Linked DNA regions of Homo sapiens: region 2 is linked to region 1. The links are chromatin loops, found by intact Hi-C in ENCODE. Cell type or tissue: dorsolateral prefrontal cortex. All regions are shown on one strand. Each heading gives the region's core, and the rest is flanking DNA. Links, peaks and the distances in the headings are about the cores only.

Evidence for each region. A loop is a pair of places that touch in the nucleus more often than their neighbours do. Peaks named below come from ENCODE experiments on the same cell type or tissue, not always from the same donor. Only the 100,000 strongest peaks of a DNase experiment are listed, where the experiment ranks them.
Region 2: it touches region 1 in a loop (2.5-fold over the local background); 2 of 110 quality-filtered maps call a loop at or near these places.

What each region holds. Positions count from the first base shown.
Region 1 is chr2:36,557,936-36,569,009 of GRCh38, reverse strand. FEZ2 (fasciculation and elongation protein zeta 2) reads left to right here. Exons shown (of 8, transcript NM_005102.3): 6 at 10,497-10,572. Among named protein-coding and RNA genes, the nearest start is that of FEZ2, 35 kb to the left of the region's middle. RefSeq lists an enhancer at 6,733-7,932. In dorsolateral prefrontal cortex, for the core only: no CTCF peak of the experiment used is centred there; DNase peaks (open chromatin) are centred at 4,249, 5,609 and 7,603; H3K4me3 peaks cover 1,865 bases; H3K27ac peaks cover 4,629 bases.
Region 2 is chr2:36,506,174-36,517,247 of GRCh38, reverse strand. CRIM1 (cysteine rich transmembrane BMP regulator 1) reads right to left here. Exons shown (of 17, transcript NM_016441.3): 9 at 7,109-7,265; 10 at 4,854-4,975; 11 at 3,483-3,692. Among named protein-coding and RNA genes, the nearest start is that of FEZ2, 86 kb to the left of the region's middle. RefSeq lists an enhancer at 9,311-9,855. In dorsolateral prefrontal cortex, for the core only: no CTCF peak of the experiment used is centred there; no DNase peak of the experiment used is centred there; H3K27ac peaks cover 370 bases.

The DNA of each region.
Region 1 (11,074 bases), core at 1,101-9,100:
GAATTTTCGTTTTCTGAGCTTTGCAAGGATGTTGTAAATGGGCCTTGGGGATCTTGGCCCATTTCTTCGTCTTTCAGATTTTGGTGAATTTTTATAAATCTATATCCTGTTTATACATTGTTGCTACTGGTTTTGTCTGAGAAAAGTTTCCAGATAAGGACTGATTTTGAGACTTTCAATACATACTTATGCCAGGGAAGGAAACAACCACGAGGCAGTGGTGAGTATTCTCAGCGTAAATACTGGTGTTGAAGCTGTGTATTGAATACCCTCTTCCTCCGTCCTTGCCACATTACTTTGGCATTTGTCAGTAGTGAGGGCAACAATAAAGTAAATACTGTAATGCTTAATCATTTCCCTGCTCACAAATGGGCTCCTATCAAAAATTCCATCCTGAGAGGGGGCATTTTATAGCACTATTAACTCCTTCCTAAAGACGTAGTGGGAAATGGATGAATCAATTACAAAATAACTTCAGATTCAGAATTTTCACCAGTTCTTCACTTTGAATTTGAACACTTGGATTCTTTATTTCAAACTTGGAAATGGTAGATTAAATGGAGGGAGGATTGGGTTTTCTGATATACTGCGTTATTGCAGTTATTTAAATTAAACTGTAACAAATTGTTTTTTCTTTTCTTTTAAAAAATTATTTACTTATTTATTTAGTAACAAATCTTTAATGTCCTTCATTTCATTCAGCATTCATAACCCTGAGACTTAGTTCTGTTGGCGCTTTGGTATGTCTTTGGTACTTTAACCTTGAGAAATGTTATCAAAGAAATGCTTCCCTCCCTTCCCCCTCCCACTCTGTCTCCCTCCTCCCCTACCCCTTCTGTCTCTCCCTTTCCTTGTCCTCCTACTTATAAAATTTAAGCATAGAGAAAATCTTCCCTCTGGCCCAGTTAAGCACCATAAGCACCTAATAATACCGCATCTGCTCTCAAGGTTGTAAATGTAGTGTTTCTAAATGAGGTGACGTTTACTAAAAAGTATATTTAACCTGCCTCTGAGGTTTTATCTTTTTAAAATTCATTTTGCCTTCCAAAAGGGTGTGTTATTTTTTGGAATTTACAGGGCAGCTATAAAACAGAATGCACAGTATGCTCTACACAGCTCGTTTCCTGTTTCTTCCTGGTCTCACTGCCCTGGTCTCTCTTTTCCTTTATCCTTCTAGTTCACTGATCTCCTACTTGCTACTCTTTGATTATCCTAGCTAGGGGTTTGAGATTTCTTTTTTTTTTTTTTGAGACAGAGTCTCGCTCTATTGCCCAGGCTGGAGTGCAATGGTGCGATCTTGGCTCACTGCAACCTCCGCCTCCCGGGTTCAAGTGATTCTCCTGCCTGAGCCTCTCGAGTAGCTGGGATTACAGGCACCCGCCACCACGTCTGGCTAATTTTTGTACTTTTAGTAGAGATGAGGTTTCACCAGGTTGGCCAGGCTGGTCTCGAACTCCTGACGTCAGGTGATCCACCCACCTCGGCCTCCCAAAGTGCTGGGATTACAGGCGTGAGCCTCCGTGCCTGGCCGGGGTTTGAGATTTCTTAGTCACTCCATTGTTTTATGTTTTATAAACCACGCCAACAAGATTATTTCATTAATCTCATCTTACTTTCCTAGACTAGATTCTTCAGTGGACTTTTCCAGAACTCCGTTGTTCACTCTTCTGAAAAATAACTTGATGTTCTGTCCTGTCATCTTTATTCTGTTCATACTCCACTTATTTTGGGCTTTTTTTTTTTCTTTCTCTCCTGCAAGAAGTCAAGACACCTCATGATATGGTGAAACGATCATAGGCTCTAAGGCTCTTGGGTTCTGGTGTTAGGAGTGTCACAGCCTCAGCTTATGAGACGTTTAAAAATGACTGCTATGGCCCAGGCACTATGCAAGCTGCGGGGATGGAAAGATGCCTAAGACCTGTCTCTCCCTTCAGAATGTAGTCATTTCCTCATAAGAAAATGAAGCCACTGGACTCTGAATGTATCATCTGGCTGTGCAGTTCTGCCATTCTGGAGCACTCATTTATTTAGTCCTATAGAGAGAGAGAGAGAGTGTGTGTGTGTCTATGCGTATGTGTGTGTTTTTAATTTGCTTAATAATGGATCTTTTTGATTGAATTAATCCATAGACTCGTAGGATTTACAAATAAGAAGACGTTTAAAGTTAATATGATTTAATCATCTGTTTTACAGGTGAGGTAACAGGCCTTGGCAGTAAAGTGACTGCCCTCCTGTCACACAATTAGTGGCAAAGCTGGGAAAGAACCCAGATCTTCGATTTCTAATTCAGCACTTTTCTGTCCAAGTTGACCGTTTAAAAATTTCTTGATTCTAAGACTTTTGCCTGAGCTATGATTCCTGGTTTCATACAGAAATCTGGAAGTATCCCACTGGTATTGGTAATGATCGCTGTAGCGTTTTGCAGGTTAAGTCACTGACTATCAGTCAGATGCCTCCTACATACTGGTCTGGTTTTTGCTTTTTGGAGCATATGAAAGAAGTATCTGACATTTTTTTTTTTCTGTCCTTAAGGATTTTGAGAACTTGAGTTGAATTTATGAAAAATTAACCTGACCAGAATTTTCATTTTTCTTTCTTTATTGTTTCTCTTTAGATCTTGTGCACTCTACCTCCCCATTAAAAATATCTTGATTACTTTTTTTTTTTTTTGAGACGGAGTCTCGCTCTGTCGTCCAGGGTGGAGTGCAGTGGCGCGATCTCGGCTCACTGCAAGCTCCGCCTCCCGGATTCACGCCATTCTCCTGCCTCAGCCTCCCGAGTAGCTGGGACTACAGGTGCCCGCCACCGTGCCTGGCGAATTTTTTGTATTTTTAGTAGAGATGGTGTTTCACTGTGTTAGCCAGGATGGTCTCCATCTCCTGAACTTTTCTTATACTACTATTAGGCAAACATTAATTGATCCACAGTTGTGTCCCTGGCATGGGTGTTAAGGATGTAGAACCAATTTCAGTTTTCCAGGAATGTGCTGCCCATGGGTTGCAGATTGAATGATGAACCATCCAATGTGCTTTAGTGCGGTGATTCTCAACCAGGCCAATTTTGCCCCCCATGGGACATGAGTCAATGTCTGAAAACATTTGTTGTTGTCACAACTGGGCAGGGTGGGGAAGGATGGGGGTGGTACTGCTGGCATCCTGGTGAACAGAGACCGGAGGTGCTAGTGGAGATCCCACCCCACTACACTGACCCCCGTGACAAGAATGATCTGACTGGAAATGTCAGTAGTGTCAACGTGGAGAAACCTAGGTACAGGGTGTGATAATTGCTATATTCAAAACAACTACCACGTTTTTAGTGTTTTCTGAGCCTGGCTCTGTTCTGTGGTCAAGGTGGACATATATTACTATTGCCCCTAGCTAGGTTTAGGGGTCTGGGAAGGCTGAGTTGCACCCGGAGGTCAGGTAGAAGGAGGAGGGAACAGGCACAGACAGCAGAGGGGGTGGTGTGTGCCACCACTTGGAGGGGACAGTTAGGGACATCTGGGGAAATGCAGGCTGCTCATTATGGTGAAAGCTAGAAGGTGAGGGGGCAAGAAACTCAAGAAGAGGCTATGGAAATTGCACAGTGGAAGCTGGAAAATGGATGGCGTCGTACGACATTCTGAGGCACCTGGTTTTTGTTTAAAGGGTTTAGAGAACCAAAAATGGATTTTAGGTCAGGTAGTTACATGTTTGGGTTTGTCTGTTTTGGAAGAGAACTTCAGTGGTTTCAAGGAGAACTAATTGGAAGGAGGCAACTGGAGATAAGTTAATTAGGAGGCTGTTGCAGCGATTTCATGTAAGAATTGAGCCAGGGAAGTGAAAGTAGGGATGGAAATATAAATAGTTGAATTTCAGAGATATTGGTGAGGTTGATTGTTTCGGACACCAAAGAAGGGAGGAGTTAGGGTCAGGTCATTGATTGTTGACGAGGGCAAACATAGATAAAGCACATGTGCCCCTTCCCCAAAGGGAGGTATGTAAATCTTGTCAGCAGTACCTGCTTCTAGCTTCAAGTCCAGCAAATGAGGGGATGTCTCTCTTTTCCGTCAACCTATGGTCTGAAAGTTAAGCCAGCCATTGCAACACATTGGCACACAACGGGGGAGAGAAGACAGGGTTGCTGCAATAACATCTTATAAAAAGGAGGAGAGAATGGACATATTCCATAGATGCTGTGTTCCATCCCATTGAATGAGAATTGCAAGACCTCCTGCACACTAGCTGTGGCGTGAACTCCCGAGTTGGCCCGGTTGGCTGCTTTTGGTTTTGTTCTCTGAGAAGATCTCCCTTGTCCATTGTCCTTTGTGGCTCATCTAGGATGGGTGTATACGTCATATTTCAGCTCAGATGTCATCTCCTCAGGCAGCTTTTCTCTGGCGTCCGAGTAGAAAGTAGGCATCCAGTTTTTAATCGCCTTGCTGGAGCTAGGGATAGGGCATGTGTTAGTTATCTGCAGCATTCGCTTCATTTACGTGTTGTGCTTTTTGTGCCCCCTTATGCTGGAATGTAAGGTCAGGAGGGTGGGAGGGGCCTTGGCTGATGTGTTCACTCTGAATCTCTAATACCTGGAATGGTATCTGGCTCAGGATGTTTTTTGAAAGAAAGAGGAAATGAATGAACGAGGAGAATAAAATGCTGAAGGAGGAACCGGTTTTTAAATTTTTTTGTTTGTGTTTTGGTGGGGAAGAGGACATTGAATTCAGTTTTGGATATGAGTTTTAGAAATATTGATATTAAATATAGACAGGAACATAGGCTTGTCAATAGGCCATTAAACATACAATAGGTACAGATGTCCAATTGGCCATTAAACATGCAGAGTGAAGCTCAGGGAAATTACAGTAAAGATAGCTAACATGTACTGAGCTTTGCCATGTGCCAGTCTCTGTTCTTAGCACTTTACTGATCTTAGTAAAGTGGAGCTATCAATTTATGGAAGCAGAAGATGAAGCTATTGATTGGTAATACCCAGAGGGGGTGCATGATAATTAAATAGGGACAGAATCCAGAGGCACAGCAGCATCTGAGAGGTGAGTCAAGAAAGAGGCACAAGATCCTAGGGAACACTGGCATTTAAGGGATGAGTGAAGAAAGTGGCCCCTCTTAGAAGAAGCAACTAGAGAGCAGGAGGGTTGGGGTGAGGGAAATCTGGGAGAGTGTGGTGTCTCTGAATCCAAGGAAGCGGTTCAGGGAGGAGGGATTCCTGGATGTCTCAGAGATCTGAAAAGTGGCCGTGGTCTTCCAGATCAAATAAATGATGTTGGGAAGAGCTGTTTCAGGAAAACCTTGGGAAAGGAAAGAGGTTGAGGGTTTGAGAATTTCGGGATGCTGTCAGGAAGGAGCTAGTAGAGAGGGAGAGTTTGGAAATGCAGTGGAGGGAGAATATTGATGCTGCCTGACTTCTGGGGAGGTAGGAGTTGATTGCAACTGAAGCGTTTGATAGGAGCACGTTCTCAGACGTAGATTTTAGTTTTTTTTTTTTTTCTTTTTTTTCCTGTAGAACCTTCTGATTTCCTTGTTCTGTAATTTTCCAATGGATCAAGAGGCGATTGAACTGTACATGCTGCACATTGCTTCCCTGGTTCATTGCCAGTGAAAGAGCTGGGGACAGTAGGGTCTTGTCAGCTGCAGCCACTGACTCAGCAGCCATCAGCAGCAAGGACAGAGGTTCTGCTGCATTCCTTACTTTACCTTCTTTCACTGGCATCAGCTGTTAGTTTTGTTTTTCCAGGTTACCTTGGCTTCCCATGGGGTTGCATTTTCACTAATTTCCCCTAAGCCTAAAATTCTGGTGGCACAAAAGCCATCTTTCACAAGTAGTCAGGCTGTCAGTAGTTGAGATGGCTCAGTAATGTCTGCAACCACACATTTAATAAAGAAAACCTAAATTACATCTGCATGTTACGAAATTGAAACTGCATCAACTTTTGTTTTTTCTAGTGACAGGAATTGGCTTTCTGATTGCGAAAACAAAGCTAGTGTTTTTGGAATGTGCTTTCCAAATAGAAAGTGTGTCTTAGTTTCCTGATAGGTGGATTCTGAAACTTTTTATCTAGCTTTAGATTTTATGAATTTGTATCTAGCTTAAACATGCTCATAGATAATGGAGCCAGGTAATATAGACTAAGTACTTAAAAACAAGTACTCTTCTCTTTGTCACATTTGAAAGAAAATATATTTTATGAAAATAATTTAAAAAATAAACTGACTTGGTTATTTGAGAATAGTTTCTCATAATTGTTATTATATACTCTGAAGCCTAAGATGTTATCTCATTTGATAATCTGCTTAAAAAATATGAATGAATTATGATAGCATTGGAAAAATTTACAGAAATAGTTTTCTGTAGGTTTTTGTTTTATAACTAGCCTCCTCCATCAAAGCTAATAGTTATGCTTTCAGTGAAGTGAAGAGTAGTCAGCAAAGTATCTTGACTAGACATTTGATTCTTGCTGAAGCAAAACTGGCTTGCAAATCTGGGAAAGGCTAGGTAGGGAAGTTGGATGGTTTAGGAGGAGAGGCATATTTGTACAGTCTCCTGTAAGGTAGTAAAATTTGGAACTCAGATTTTCAGTAACTCCATAGAGTTACATGACTGATACAGAAGCACATAGCTCCCTCAGTGATTCAGCCTGTTGGCATTTCTTAGCTTTTTGTTATCAAGACTTCTTTACGCTCTTAAAATTTATCAAGGACCCCAAGAAACTTAATATTAGCCATGTTACAAATTAAAAGTGATAAAATTAAAAATATAAATTCATGAAAAATACCAAAAATAAATTCATTATAAAGAGCATATATTTATGAAAAATAATATTTTACAAAATCATGAAAAAATATCATTGCTGTGCATTTTTGTCAATCTCATTAACATCTGGCTTGATTAAAGACAGCTAGATTCACAAATGTGCTTCTGCATTCAGTCTGTCATTTGGAATATTTCACTGTAAGTCATGAGAGAATGAGAGTAAAAAAGACAACTTATATTTTAGTAGTATTAAGAAAACATTTTTGAACTCCTGAACTCCTGAGAGGATTTCAGGGACCTCTTGGCAGGAGTTGGGTGGGAGGGGGTCCCTGGACTACACTTTGAGAACCACTGGATGAAACTATATGTATTTCTTGATGACCATTCCCTTGGTTTCCTTTCTTCTGCCCCTTGGGGCCTGGTAAAATATTCTTTATGTTGACTCCTCAAATGTGTTTACTGATTTAAATTTCCTCTATAAAATTCCAGGGGAAGGAACCATCAAGTGAGTCAGGCCTTCACTTCCTTTTCACGAAGCCTTTCCCCTTAATTAGTCATGCTGTAAGAATCCATCTCACTCCTTTGACTCAGCCGCCATAGAGGTGCCACCAGACGCTTTTTACTATGCTTGATGACATTGTAGACTGGTTACAAATCAAGATAAGTTGTTTAGGAAAAAAATACTCCCTTTTCAGTACAAAGAATTCTAGGAAGTCTTGGAGGTTGCTGGGAGAAAGAAAGTAGAATTGTTTCCTAGAAACGGAGTGGAAAAGTCTTTGGAGAAGTTTTTGGGGGCCTGGCTGGCACATGGGATCCACTCTGCTCTCCAGGAAGCGTATGCCATCTTCTAGTTCGCATTTCTGCACCAAGGCAGTGGCAGGTGGCCCGAAGAGTGAGTGGGAAGCAATAATCAGCTCTCCAAGTAACAGCATTTTCATTTGCTAAATGTTATGTTAATGTTCTCCAAACTGATGGTAGAATTATACAAACTTAGGCTGAAAATACGCATACTGTTCATCTTAAGTTTTCAGACTTCTGATAAAATGTAGGTAAATAATATCAAAAAGTATCTTAAAAATTACACAGTAAATTTTGTATAGAACAAATATGTGTACAACTTACAACATTTACATTGGAACAATTAGCTACATCAGAAAAATGCCTGCATGAATATAGTAGCATAAAAACAGTTGCTTTTGCATTTAACTTGCAAAGAAATGGAAGCAACAGCATTTTAAAAAGAGCATGGGTTTATGTGCTTTATCTGGATGAGTAGTGGCATTTTCTAACTGCTTGCCTCTTGGGCACATAAGTCATCATGGTACATTCTTACTAATAGACTTTGAACTTCTTTCTCTGTCCTTTTCTTCTGGGCCGTATATTGCCGCCTTTAGCGCTTCAGCATGGAAGGGATCTCAAATGTCATTCAGAATGGCCTCCGCCACACCTTTGGAAATTCAGGTGGAGAGAAACAGGTGCTCGGTTATCCTTATTTTCCTCATTCTCTGCTTTTTCATTTTCTGTGTAAGTGAAGATCCTGAAAGCTGGTAGTTTACTAATTTACTAAGACCATTGCTTAACGAGAGAAATAAAAGTTTATTATAAAAGTTCATTATATTTATAGTCTTGATAATGAACAGAATTTCCCTTTGAGGAAAAAGCATTTTTCAAATTCGACAATAGATTAAATGCATTCTTAAGACGTGTTTTATAGCTCCATTTTTCACTCTTAGTTTTAAACAAATATTAACATTTTAACATAATGTATTGCATGTGTAGAAAATCTGCTTGTGAAAATAACTAAACTAAAATATGTGACTCTAATTCTAAAAGTCTAAGTCGCAAGATGTCATTTTTGGGGGAAGAAGGCCAGATGTCGGTATGTTTGAGACTAGAGTTCTAGGTCAAAAATATGTATAGAGTGTATCTTACCTCCTTTAAATGAAATTCATGTGTTTTTAAGGTGTATTGCATAGTCAGCCAACTCAGTTGTCTGCCAAACGAGGCATGCGACATTATTTATACAAAATTATACACAGATATGAATATATAATCAAGTATCTAGCAATTTGCTTTTTATTCACATTTTTGTATAATGATTGAAGGAATATCATGAACATGGGAAACATTCACATTAATGGGTATGCTTAAAATTACCTTTCACTATATGAAATTTTCACCTTGAAAAAGAAAAGTCTTTAAGTTAGCTCTTCTGTGCAGATTAAGAAGGTGTACAAAATGTAGCTTGTAGGAAGTTTAGCAAAAGAACGCCTAGATCAAATGCCTGGAGTTTTTACTGCAGGTAGTTAAGTGTTTCTCCGGAAGGGAGATCATTCCTATTAAAGAGGGAAGCCTCACACTGACATTTGCAGCTCATCAATGAGCTCCATGAAGGGATGTTTGAGTTTTTGTTTTCATTCCGTTGCCTCTCACCTCTCTCAACCTCAAAAGAAGACAAGGAATCTTCCAGACTGTCAGTGGAGCAGGGAGGCCTGAAGATGCAGCCAGGTAGCCAGAGAGCGGGCCAGGGTGCAGCCGCCTGGTGCCTCTCCAGGTTGCCTCACACATGCAGAGTGAAGCCAGGAGGACATCATTTCTGGCCTTTTGTTGTTGTTGTTCTTTACAAAGAAACATTCGATTATACAATTGGGCATCACCTGCAAGAAGTCTACGTCAAAAAGACGGTGGGACACTTAACGTGTCTCAGAGATTGAACTATGCAGTTTTACCACTTTTCTGGACTTAGGGATCCAGTTACTGTAAAGCAGCTTTCTTTATCCTGTTTTTCAGTTATGGGCAGGATAAGATCACTCAGTGAGGATTAGCCACAGAGCTGAGATTTAGGGCACGAGGTTAAATAATGGGTGGAGCTAAGAGATTCCAGGTAAAAACCACTGGCTTTCTATATGAGCATATGTGAAATGCACGGAACTATTTTTTTGGTGGGATGGTAAGAACAGGAAAATCTGGACAATCATTTATGGATTATGCTTTCATGGGATTAGTTAAAAGACATGGCGCTGTTACTTGTGAGCCTTTACAAGTAGTGAACTAGGAAGTTTATCTCAATTTCAGACATTAATTTTCATTATTCATTTCCCCTTAGGCCATTCTCTACTTTAACTTTTCTCCTTTAATGCCTAAAAACGTTTACAATGACTTACCCAATAATTTAAAATAATAGTAACGCATTTCTAAAACGATTTAAGTGTGTCTTTGTTAGCTTCTGAAAGAAGCTAGTGTGTGTTTTTCAAAGTTGTCATGTTATATATGTGGACCATTTGTTCAACCAGAATAAAAATGGTCTGAAACAGAATTATTTTGCTGTTGGAAATTACTTTATTGTGCAGAACTGTTAAAACTATGTTTTTAGTTTAAATTGCTATTTTTAAAATGTGTTGAAAAATATGCAAGTAGAATGTGAGATAATACTTCACTTTAAAAATGAACAAATTGAGTAAACCATCCTCAGACTTAGTCCTATGAAATTTTCAATAACTGAAATGCAAAAAGGTGGTTGTTTCTGTTGACATTAGGTTTGTATGAAGCAAATAGAGGTGGGCAAAAAAAAATGAGCTCCATCTGAGATAGTAAGATAACTTTATTCCCATACAATACCTGTGTTTTCATTACCAAAGTAGCTTGTGTTTTATATTATCAGATAGACCTTCTAGTAACAGTATCAAATTTTTTGCAGATAAGGTAATTCCGATTTAAGTGACACTTTTTTTTTTTAAACTTGGCAGTATTTGACTACAGTCATTCCTTATGAGAAAAAAAACGGACCACCGTCTGTTGAAGATCTTCAAATATTAACAAAAAGTGAGCAAAGACAAAATGAAACTATTACCTGATTTCCTTTTGCTGATTGGTAAACACCTGACTTTAGTTGGCTGATTTTGTTGTTAGTGTTTTGTCAGTTTAGGATGTAAATGATGCATATAATTGTTTATTTTTATAAGAATGAAGCCAAAAATGGCTGTGACATTAAATACAACAGTAACTCTAGTGTTGATTTGTACTTTTTCTGTTTTTCTTACCTTGTGAAATATTTATGAGCTAAAATTTTGGGAAAAAGCATAACCTAAATCTCCATCATCTCTTACATGTTTAAGAACATATCCATTTATCATAAATAAAATTCCTTATGGATCTTATATATCTATGATTGTCAGTAACTGAATAGGAAAGATTTACGGTAAACACTTTTTATTTCTTATGAATGTAGAACCCGAGGTAGTAGTTATAGGTAGAACATAAATTGACAGTGATGTTTTAAGAACATGCATTCATTCAGCAAATATTTAGTGAAGGCCTACTCTGT
Region 2 (11,074 bases), core at 1,368-9,367, 52 kb after region 1:
AAGGGATAGAAGAGATGAACTGTGAAGAGCATCTCGCTCTATTCTTATTAAGAGAATAGTGAAGAAAATATTCCATGCATGGAAACAGAAGACAATGGCAAAAGAGCTAATATTAGGACGTGAGGTTCAAGTGGTTTAAGTCTGTCAACAGTAATAAGAGAATTCAATAAGATCATTAAATTACAGGGAGGGGACTCCCACTCTAGAGATGAGAACAGGGGCCTCTTCTGGCATTTCTGTGAATGTGTAGGAACTGTCTCGGATTCAGATCTCTCATTTACAGAATACTTGGTACGGTTCAGTTATTTCCATGCTAAGCACTTCACATGTGTTATTTCATTTATTCCTTACAGTCACCTTATTTTATGCATGAGGAAACTGAGAGCTCAGGGAGAGACGAGGGAAACTGCAACCCAAGTCTATGGTTGTTTGGATCATGGATATGTCTCCAGATTAAATAAAACTTCCAAATGATCGATGCCCTATCTGCTTTATTATTTCTGGGATCCTGAGTACTTTTATGCTTGGAAATATGTCCTGCTGTCGAGCAGGCCACACCCCAATCTAAGCCAGCTGCCAGCAAACTGAGCAGGAATGCTCCTGTAGAATCAACAGTCTGAAAACCCTCACCTGAGACTAAACATGTGCTTGGCAATATCATCATGAAGAGAGGTAAATGCTGGCAGGCTGGTGAAAACTATCATTTCTTTCCCCAGAGGAGAGGTAGTTTTGGTCTCTTGGAGAGATGACACTGATAGAGAGGGAATTTAATGTTGAAAATGTCTGAAGAGGGGCTGGGAGTTGCCCTGAAGTTTTGCTGGGGAAATGAGAAGTATGAAGACATTAACCATAGTCACGTAATCCAAATGCAACAAGCACTTCAGGAATGTGTTGACAGTGTTGAATCCCGCCGAGAAAGAGTCTGGAGACATCACGGCTAGCTCATGCTTGGAGCTCAGTGGAAGTCACGCCCCAGAATGGGCCCATATATGCAGAGATGCTCAGAGCTGAAATCTTCTTAGGAGTGAATTGGGGCTATGACTTTCAAAGTGGTGGTTAGCATGAGAGTCAACAATACTAATGAAATTAAGTGATGTGGGCTGATTTCCAGTTAAGAGGGTAACAACTTCTAATACAGCTTTATCTCAAGGGAATTACAAAAGGCTGGAACTTAGACCCAGGGACAGTATCACAGAAAACTGATACTCATCAATCAATGCTTACATTCACAAGCAACTGTAACCAACTTTCCAGTATAAGAACAAGAGAGAGGAAGAGAATTACAATGAAAACTGTGCTGAACAAGATGGTAAATGTGCATCTGTGGTTTACAGAGAAACAAAAAGTCCCAAAGAGTATCGATAAATGAATATAGCAAAAGCCTCCCTTATTGCTTTCAAAAAGGGCTTAGAGAGGACTGACAATTACTGCCTTGTTAAATGCTGACATGTACGGAAGTGGTCAGAAGAAATCTGACGTGCGTGTTTGCAGGTATGCTTTCTGGCTCACCTTTTTGCCGTACGATATGCCTCAAGGCAAAACACAAGAGGGGCCAGAGACATGGAGACAAAAGAGAAACTCAAATGTAGAGTGTATGGAAGACAGAAAATCTGAGAGACACTATCATTTAGTAAATATTCATTAGAAGAGTTCGGGAGATACTCATGTATCCCAAGAAGAAAAACAGCTGATCTTGGAATGAAGAGGGGAGAAAAATATTCTTTAAAGTAGGAGTCCGTGAATGCAACAGCTCTGGAGTCTCTAATCAGAAGGAGGCTTATGTGGCAACATGCTAAAGATTTGCAGAAAACATTTACCTCTACACATCCATCTACAGAAATGTGTTTTCATACACGTATATCCAGATGTTGACACACCCACAGTAAGGTATCAACAACAACTTCACGTGTGCTTACGTAAGAACTTTCCATGACTCTGTAATAGAGAAAGATCTTTCTGGTTCTACTGATTTTCAGTTCTCAGGTCAATTATCCATTCTTAATGTCTTTGCATTTCTACCAATCTAGCTGTTAGAATTCTTCATTGAGGACATGTTTAGCAAAGACCCAGGTACAAATCCCTCCTCTATGCATTCACACCTATAATTAAAGCAGGGGTCTTCATGCAAACACATGATTTTTCCCTCCCCAAAGAGTCAACACAGAGTTCTATCATATTAAAGTCCTCATTTACCTTCTTATGCAGGGGACTCTAGCAGTTTTTCACACTTAACTAGCAAAATATCGGAAAAAAGGAAAGAGTTCTGACATGGAGCACCTCTAACTGAACTACAGGGAAACAAAACAAAATAAAAAGAGTCATCTCTTCTGCATTGTAATCTCGTTTTCTACAAGGTATGGGAGCTGCCTGTCACTCTGATACTGTAGCTATTGAGCTGTGCAGAATCTCAGAGCTGAAAGGGACTTCAAGTGTCCCTCTCCCCTGCTCCCCAACCATGGCGAACAAGGTCAGTTTCCCTCCCAGGCTAGTCTTGTTGCACAAGGACCAGGCCTCAGGCTCCCGGCTACACCTTTTGCACAGGTGGACTCACGCACAGGGAGATACAGGACCTGGACTGACCAGAGGAAAAACAATCATCCTCCAAAATCTGACAGTAGACTTAACTTTGAAAGAAATCTGATACAAGATTTGAGAGACTTCATTTCTCCCAGGCCTTTTGGTGGACATACTATTTTACTCTTGGTAAGACAGTCAATCTTTCTGTGTCTGTTTTCCAAATGAGAAACTGCCTCAATGTGTTTTTCCCTAACTCAAAGTGGCCTGCACAGAGAGGGAAATAATAGATATAAGACTGTGTTGAGCTCTTTGGATAAAACGTACTAGATGAAGTTTATGGTTATAATTACTGTTATTGACAATCATAATTCAGACTCCCTTGAATTACAAATCTGTTCTGGTTTTCTAGTAACTTATCCTGATTACCATGATTATGATTTTAAATGTTTTGGACGTGTGGTCACTCTAAATCTCTCCATTTGGCAAGAGTGCCACATGTCTATTAATTTAAAAAAGAGCAATAGCCACAGACTTCAAAAAGTTTCTCCCTCTCAAACATTACTTTAAATGTGATAAGGTTTTATGGGATAAAACTAGTACCAATCCCCTCATATTAATGAGGACATTCAGACTTAATATGCTATCAATAAAATGGAGAGCTGGAATGTAAGAACATCAGCCCACAAACCTTTACAAAAATGTAGTCCAAAGACCTTACATAACTGAGTCAATCATTCAAAAAGGAGGAGAGCCATTTCTACAATGATAGAATTTTCTCTGGTCTTTGGTTCTTCACTGATAGTGCCTGGATGATTCTGTGGTGGTGGTTGACAAAAACCACACAGTGCTGAAAAGTGTTCCAGGGGTTGTCCCCTCCAACCTCCCCAGAGTTACAAATGTGTCTAGGGCCCTGCAAGGCAGAAGTCATTTGCTTATGGAGCACACAGATGGCAGCCAGCTTTTACCTGCACATGATGGGCAGCACTGTCCAGGGTGAATGGTGGGGTTGCCACAGGCAGGCACCGGGCAGGTGATCAGGGCACACATTTCCCGTCCATTGAGACAGTAGCATTCCCGGCACCCATCGTGCCAGCTCTCCTCATTTTTATGATGATGACCATCCACGGTGAGACAAGTGCCCGACAGGATGGGTGGCCCAGCTGAAGCAGAGGCCTCTGGACAGACAAAAGGCAGCCTGGTAAAGAAGTGGCTACTGCACAGGAGAAACAGGCTACAGAGTCTGTACATGGACTGGACCCCAGCCACCAACAATTACGTCTAACACAGGACAGTTTGTGACATGGGACATGTTCATGAAAAGAATTTAAGTCAGTATGTTCTCAATCTTGAAAAAAGAAAAGAGAGAAAAAAACCGGCAAATAGTTTCTCTCCAATTCGTGGGATGATCGCTGATTTTTTATTCCTTCCACTGTACTTTCTCATATTTTATACAATAAACAAGCACTGATTTTATAACAAATTTTACAAATATGTTGAATGTATTCAGAAAAATCGCTCTAGAAGCTTCATCCAATGGGGACATCCTGGGCCCCTTGCAAATAACAGAGTTTTGTTCAGCAGAACAATTAAAGCAGTGACTAGATTTTTGTTTACTCCAACCCCTTAGAAACACCATTAAGGTGGTAACTGTCCAGTTTTGAAAAATCGTAAAACAAAGTTTAGGAATCTTTTATAGTTTAATCTGTGCATCATGCTGACAAGTACAACATAAAAAGGGATAGGCAGCAGGGCTGGAGCTGGGGTAAAGGCAGAAACGGCGGTCAGGGTGCATGCTCAGTGGCTTCAGGAAGCTCCCTGGAGAAGCCTCAGGCAGCAGGGATATCCAGGCTCTGTGCTTATTCACAGCTGTGGGCTGGCATGTGCTTATTCAGCCAAAGGCTAAATTCTCATGGAAAACTGTTATCTGGAAATACAGCAGCTAACTTCTGAGCTATACCCACCCTCTAGAACTTTGAAATGGGGCTATTTACTGTTGCAGTTTTATTAATCTTACTCCTGAACAGAGAGAAGCTCTATAGAGGTTCAGATAATTGTGCTTTAGGCTAAAGTTCCTGATAGAAGTAAAAAGAGCTAGGAAGTGATTAATTTAGTCAATGTGCTTGTCCATCATATACTTACTTTACATTCTATTCTGAGCTTTTACTTCATAAAAATGAAAGGAAAAGGGAGTCCTGTGGGACGGTCCCACAGAGACTGACATTTGTGTTAGAATAGGCAGCAACCACCGAAACCATTTCATTACAGGGTGTCCTTATGTTCCTTGTTTCGGTGCCCCTGGCTGCTTTGAGGGGGAAGGGCCATGTGTACACACTTACCTCTGCACTTGCAGATAAGACAGCCGTGACTGTCCTGCTGGAAACCCAAGGGGCAGATCTTACTGCATGAGAGCTCTGGACATTTCTTACAGCGACAGATGTCACAGCCGTGCTTATTCTTCCTGGGTAATTAAAATTTTGTCAGAGGTCAGAAAATCACAAAGTCTCAAATGATGCCCAAGCACTCAGACCAAGGGTCAATAAAGTGATATTGCTATTAAACAGAATGACTTGACTTTTGCTCTCAAAGATTCCTGGAGTGATGGGTAATTAGCTCCCTGTGGCCATTACCACCACTTACTCATGACCAAGGCAGAGAGTTGCCCAAGCACTTACGTGCTTCTAGGATGTGGCTCTCAGAATCTCAATGACATGACTGTTGATTTAATTAGGGAGAGTGGTACACCACAATAAAAAGATGAATGTGCAACTCCATGAATAGGAAAGTGAAGGAGATTTTGTTGGTTTATCTGTGTACTCATTTGTTTCTCCATCCATCCACCCACCCACCCACCTACGATCCATCCGTCCCTCCCTCCCTCCCTCCCTTCTGGAAGTATCTGCTGCATGCAGAAAGTAATTCTTTAGTCAGCAGGTACATAAAAGGGGCACCAACTGCTGCCTTCATCCTGACACTCCCACGTGGTGTCTGGCCAAGAATTCTCTTTTGGTGTGTGTCCTTAACACATGTGTTCTAGCCAGTATAATATTCAGTTGTCCAAGGTGTCCAACTGGGTCCTCCCTGAATGTGCTGACAGGAATACAAAGTGAAATCTACAATCTCCTAAGAGATTTTTCTCCAACATGACGGTTGGATTTGAACACAGCCTTGATTCTGAACTGTCATGATACTGTAGCAAGTGGTTGAAGCTACCTACTATTGTGATACAACTACTTCATTTTATATGAGCAGTTAGGCTAAGACATAATACTCTTATTGACATCATATTCTTATTTTAGGATTAAGAATGATGATGATTCATTATTTTATTTGGGGAATTTTACGGAACAATGTTTCCAATTTAATTATCCAATGAAAATTATAAAGACGACCCCTCCCAAACCTAGAATTTTTAAATGAAGAATGAAAAAGATGACTGACAGAAGATGGGAAAGAGATGATAGGTCTAAGTCCCTTATAATTACTAGCACTAGGCCAGGCACAGTGGCTCATGCCTGTAATCCCAGCACTTTGGAAGGCCAAGGTAGGCTGATCGCTTGAGCCAGGAGTTCCAGATCAGCCTGGGAAACATGGTGAAACCCCATCTCTCCAAAAAATACAAAAATTAGTTGGGCATGGTGGCGCATGCCTCTAGTCCCAGCTACTCGGGAGGCTGAGGCTGAGGCTGAGGCTGAGGTGGGAGGACTGACAGCCTGGGAGGTTGAGGCTGCAGTGAGCCATGCTTGTGCCACTGCACTACGGCCTGGGTGGCAGAGCACTACCCTGCCTGAAAAAAAAAAAAAAAAAAAAGAAAAGGAATCTAGCACTACATAAACATATCAAATTGGAAAGACAGATTGAAATGAAAGAAAGACAGCAAAGGGAAAAATATAAATTAAGGTGATTTTTCTAAAGGCATCAACCTGATATAAAGGCAAATATAGGTGCTTATACAGACACGAAAGAAACAAATATGAAGTGTCTATTTCCCCCCCTGGAATAATCTAGATTCTCATGGGGTTTGACTCAATAAAGTATATTAAAAAATAAAAGTAATGGCCCTTAGCTCCAAGAAAATTCATAAAAATCTAACGCTAGATAAAGAAAAAAATACGAAACGCTGACTAGTTCCAAGGTGAGACACCTAGGCATGGCAGCTAAGGATGCACTGTATTTCAAGTGAGTGGGGGGTCGGTCTTCAATTGATCTTAAAGTATGTGTTAAATAAATGATCACAAATAGACCTTGGGACAGGTGTGAAGAGTTGTAGCACTTCCAACACTGGGACCTCACAATTCCATCTCCTAATCTTGCCAGCAGTGTCTAAAGGACTCTGCTATGGGAAAGTCTCATATAACAGGCACAAAGGGTGTGTCTGGCCCATGTCCATAAAAAGTAAAAGTAAAACTTGATTCTTTTTTTTTGGAGATACAACCTTCTCCCTGCTTTCTGAATCACCTAACAAAACAAGTATAGACATTCTGGGCTCAATATACCATAGATTAATTCACAAACAACATATAAAACAAAATGTGTAGAAACATTTCACCAAGTTGCACTTCATAATAGCTTTTCTGAATTAACAAATACGTACAGCAATCCAAGTGGACAATACTTGTCACAGATTATGGGTCTGCACTTCTTGGGCCTTGGGCGGCACTCACAGATCTCACAGTTTTGGGCATCAGTAAGGAAACCGAAGGGACAGTTCAAGGTGCAGCCTTGTTTACGTTCTGAACATAGTTCCTCGGCTGTGAAGACACAGAGACGGCATGTTTCTTCCAAAGATGAACAGAGCAGAACACTTCGATGCTGAAATACGGTCCCTGAATCCTCCACTCTTCCACAGATCTCAATTTCTCAGCTCTACCATGGCACTGGTTATCATTAAAAAGCATAGACTGTGCTATTTCATGGTTATCACATGACTCCATGTTTTGGTAATAATAAACAAAATAAAGTCCAACTTTGAAATGCATAGATTTCTAAAGTGTACTCAAATCTGGTAGGCTCTGAGTGAACAGCAGGCTGATAACTATTACAATTAATGACTGAGATCATTTTTCCATGAACTTTATAAATCACTTCAAACCACTGATGACCATTTACATTATGTGGGAATTAGAAATTTACAGTCCAATTTTCATTATATGTTTTATTTCTATTGCATGTCCATAATAATGCATGTCCTTTTTTCTTTTGTTGGAGACAGAATCTCTCGCTCTGTCATTTAGACTGGAGTACAGTGGCGTGATTTCGGCTCACTGCAACTTCTGTCTCCTGGGTTCAAGTGATTCTCCCACCTCAGCCTCCCAAGCATCTGTGATTACAGGCATGCACCACCACGCCCAGCTAATTTTTGTATTTTTAGTAGAGATGCGGTTTCGCCTTCTCTACTAAATGTTGCCAGGTTCTTCTTGAACTCCTGACCTCAAGTGATCCGCCAGTGTCAGCTTCCCAAGTGCTGGGGTTACAGGTGTGAGTCACTGCGCCCATCCCATAACGCATGTTTTTAAATATCCACATGACAACTACTTTTATGGGTGTTAGATGCTATCATATAATACTGCATATTGTATGCAGCATAAGGGATTTCTTACTATTACTTTCAAAAAAGTACATCTTTTACAAAATGATAGTAATTAAAATATTCAGTGTTACATTTAGATATGTTTTTTCTCTATGTGCTGACAAATACCCCTGTATTTGGATATACTTACATAATAGGCTTTTTAGTTCACAGGCTAAAAAATGTGTGTGTTGAAAAAATACTCATATTAAGGTTTAAGTAACCACTATTTGAAGTGTTCAAAGTATCCCGTTAGCAGAATCTGGAGTGATGTTTAACTGTCCTCTGCTAGTCAGTTACAATACTATTTTAGAAGAGCAAAAAGGAAAGTAGCAATGGTGACTAGCAACATTACTGAAGTTATTAGCCTAATAGAAGTCTTCTAAAATGATTTTAAAAGGTTATATAGGGCTTACGAGAGAAAAGGGAAATAGAAATGTTTAAGGTTAAAAAGAAAAAAAGCATGCTTAATTATATAAAGCAAGCAAGTTGAGACCTGTGTGAATTAAATATAGAATTTGAAAGACAATCAAATTTAAAGAAGGGAAGTTAATATGGTGATGGCCAAAGTACAGCAATGTTTGAATATTGTTCTACATGGACTGGTGAAATGGGAAGCAGAGTCTAATTATTGGAATGATGAACAAATTTTTATTTTATCTGGCCGTCCTTTAAGCATGAATATTGTAATAACACAGAAGTCACTGGGAAAAACAGAACGCATCTGTCCCCTCAAAACACACTTATATTATAATCTAAAATTAAAACTTAACTACAATGAATAGGTGAAATGGGTCCGTGTTTTACATAAATATTTCAAGATAGCATCTTTTGTGAATCTCAGTTGGCAATATTTGCATATTTAATTTGCTATCTTTTAAGAAGGAAAATGTGATTTATGGTGTAATTTTCTACTCTGTCATTATCATAAACCTTTTATTACACATATAAATATAACCTCATGTGCCTGTATTACACTGTAAAGCAACTGATTACTAATTTGCATCCTTAAAAGAGAAATTCTAAATGGTTCATTTAGAAATTTGTAATTATATGACTTGAAAGGTCATAATTTTTCATTCCCCATTATTAAGGGAATGGTGAAAAAAGAAGACTTTATTAGTCATGTTTCTCTAACACAGATGTCAATTGTGAACCCATTTTTCTGTCACAAGAATGCTTAGGTCATGGCTACAAATGAATTATGTTGGGAAACAGATGAATTAAAAACACCCTGAAAACCTCCCAGAGTCAGTCAACATCCCTTGGGATTAAATTCCCTGCAATTTTGGAGCCTGAGCACCTTGGTGCCTTTATTTTTCTGGTCCTGCAATAAAGAAGGAGTTTTTCCACAGACCTTGATCTTGAATGTGCTTCACCTTTAAAGAAAACTGTTGTGTCTCCATTCAAGTTTAAACAATGTGATAAAAACTAGTCTGTAATCTACCTCTGCTTTGCAATGGAATGGAATTTCAAACAAAGGCTGGTACATTTAAATAAAAATACAGGACATTCATTAGAAGGAGACTGGCTATGCCTCCTAGGAGTGGGATGCTCTAGTGCTGCCCTGAATTGGGACCATTCTCCTGCATGTTATGCTCTGGCCCATCTACATTCAGCTTCCCAATAGAGGGAGCTCTAGGCCCAGGCCCTAGTATCTTTAGGCACACACTGTATAGGGACAACCATGGTATTTGGTACAGAGTGGGTATTCAACAACATTTGCTAACTAAATGCATCAATCAATGTTCTTGTTACCTACTCCTCCACTGTCATCAAGACTGCTATATTATCAGAGAAATGACAGCATGAAAATAACTTACTCTGATAACATTGAAATTTTCCTGAAATACTAGCACTTGCCAAAACATCTCAAAATACCATCTTCTAGTTCAGAAATAGACAACATTAAAAACTGGAAGGTAGTCCTAAATCCACATATGTCAATTATGAAGTTTTCTTAAGAGAAATGCATCATCATAGCAAACATTTAAATAAAGAGGAGACTGACTGCGGCTGGCTGGAACCTGTAATCCCAGCACTTTGGGAAGCTGAGGTGGGAGAATTGCTTGAGGCCAAGAGTTTGAGACCAGCCTGTGCAACATAGTGAGACCTTGCCTCTGCCAGAAAATAAAACATTAGCTGGGTGTGGTGGTGAGTGAATGTAATCCCAGCTACTTGGGAGGCTGAGGCAAGAGGATTACTTGAACCCAGGAGGTCGAGGCTGCAGTGAGAGCTGTGACTGCACCACTGCACACCAGCCTGGGTGACAGGGTGAGAACCTGTGTCTAAAAAAAAAATAAATAAATAAAAACATAAATAAAGAGTAGAAAAACAGTATTCATAGAAGGGTAGGGGTTTATATGTTTGTTTGTAAAGCTTTAGTACATCACTTGAGGCAACCACGCAGAAAAAGGTGGCTTTATGTTCCTAATTTTTCAGCGTCATGACTTTACCGTGATCTAAAATTGCTTTCTAATACATGGGGAGAAGTTACGATTGAAGAGAAAGTGATGAACAATGGCAAAGTACAGGGCCTGTACAGCATGGCCGGTCGATAGCAACTATGTAGTAAAACTCTGTTCATTCTGGAAAAATAGGAATGTTTGCTCCTATGCTCAAAACGTGACACAGCTGTCGGGGGCGCCATTCATTATATATAAATACAACGTAACCTCCATGGAGAACACACTGTGGATGGTGTCCCCTAGAGGAGTACTGCATACTTCTTTGCTGTAGTACAGCAGGTCCTCAAACAGCAATGGTTTTGTTCAACATCATTGTGTCATAACTTTTAGGAGGGGAATAAAAACCAGTTCTCGGTTGGGGCCACTCTCTGTGTGGAGACTGCATGTTCTCTCATGCTGTGTGGGTTTTCTCTGGGTACTCTCACATCCCAAAGATGTGCACGTTAGGTGAACTGGGGTATCTACATGGTCCTAATCTGAGTGTGTGTGTGTGTGTGTGTGTGTGTGTGTGTGTGAGAGAGAG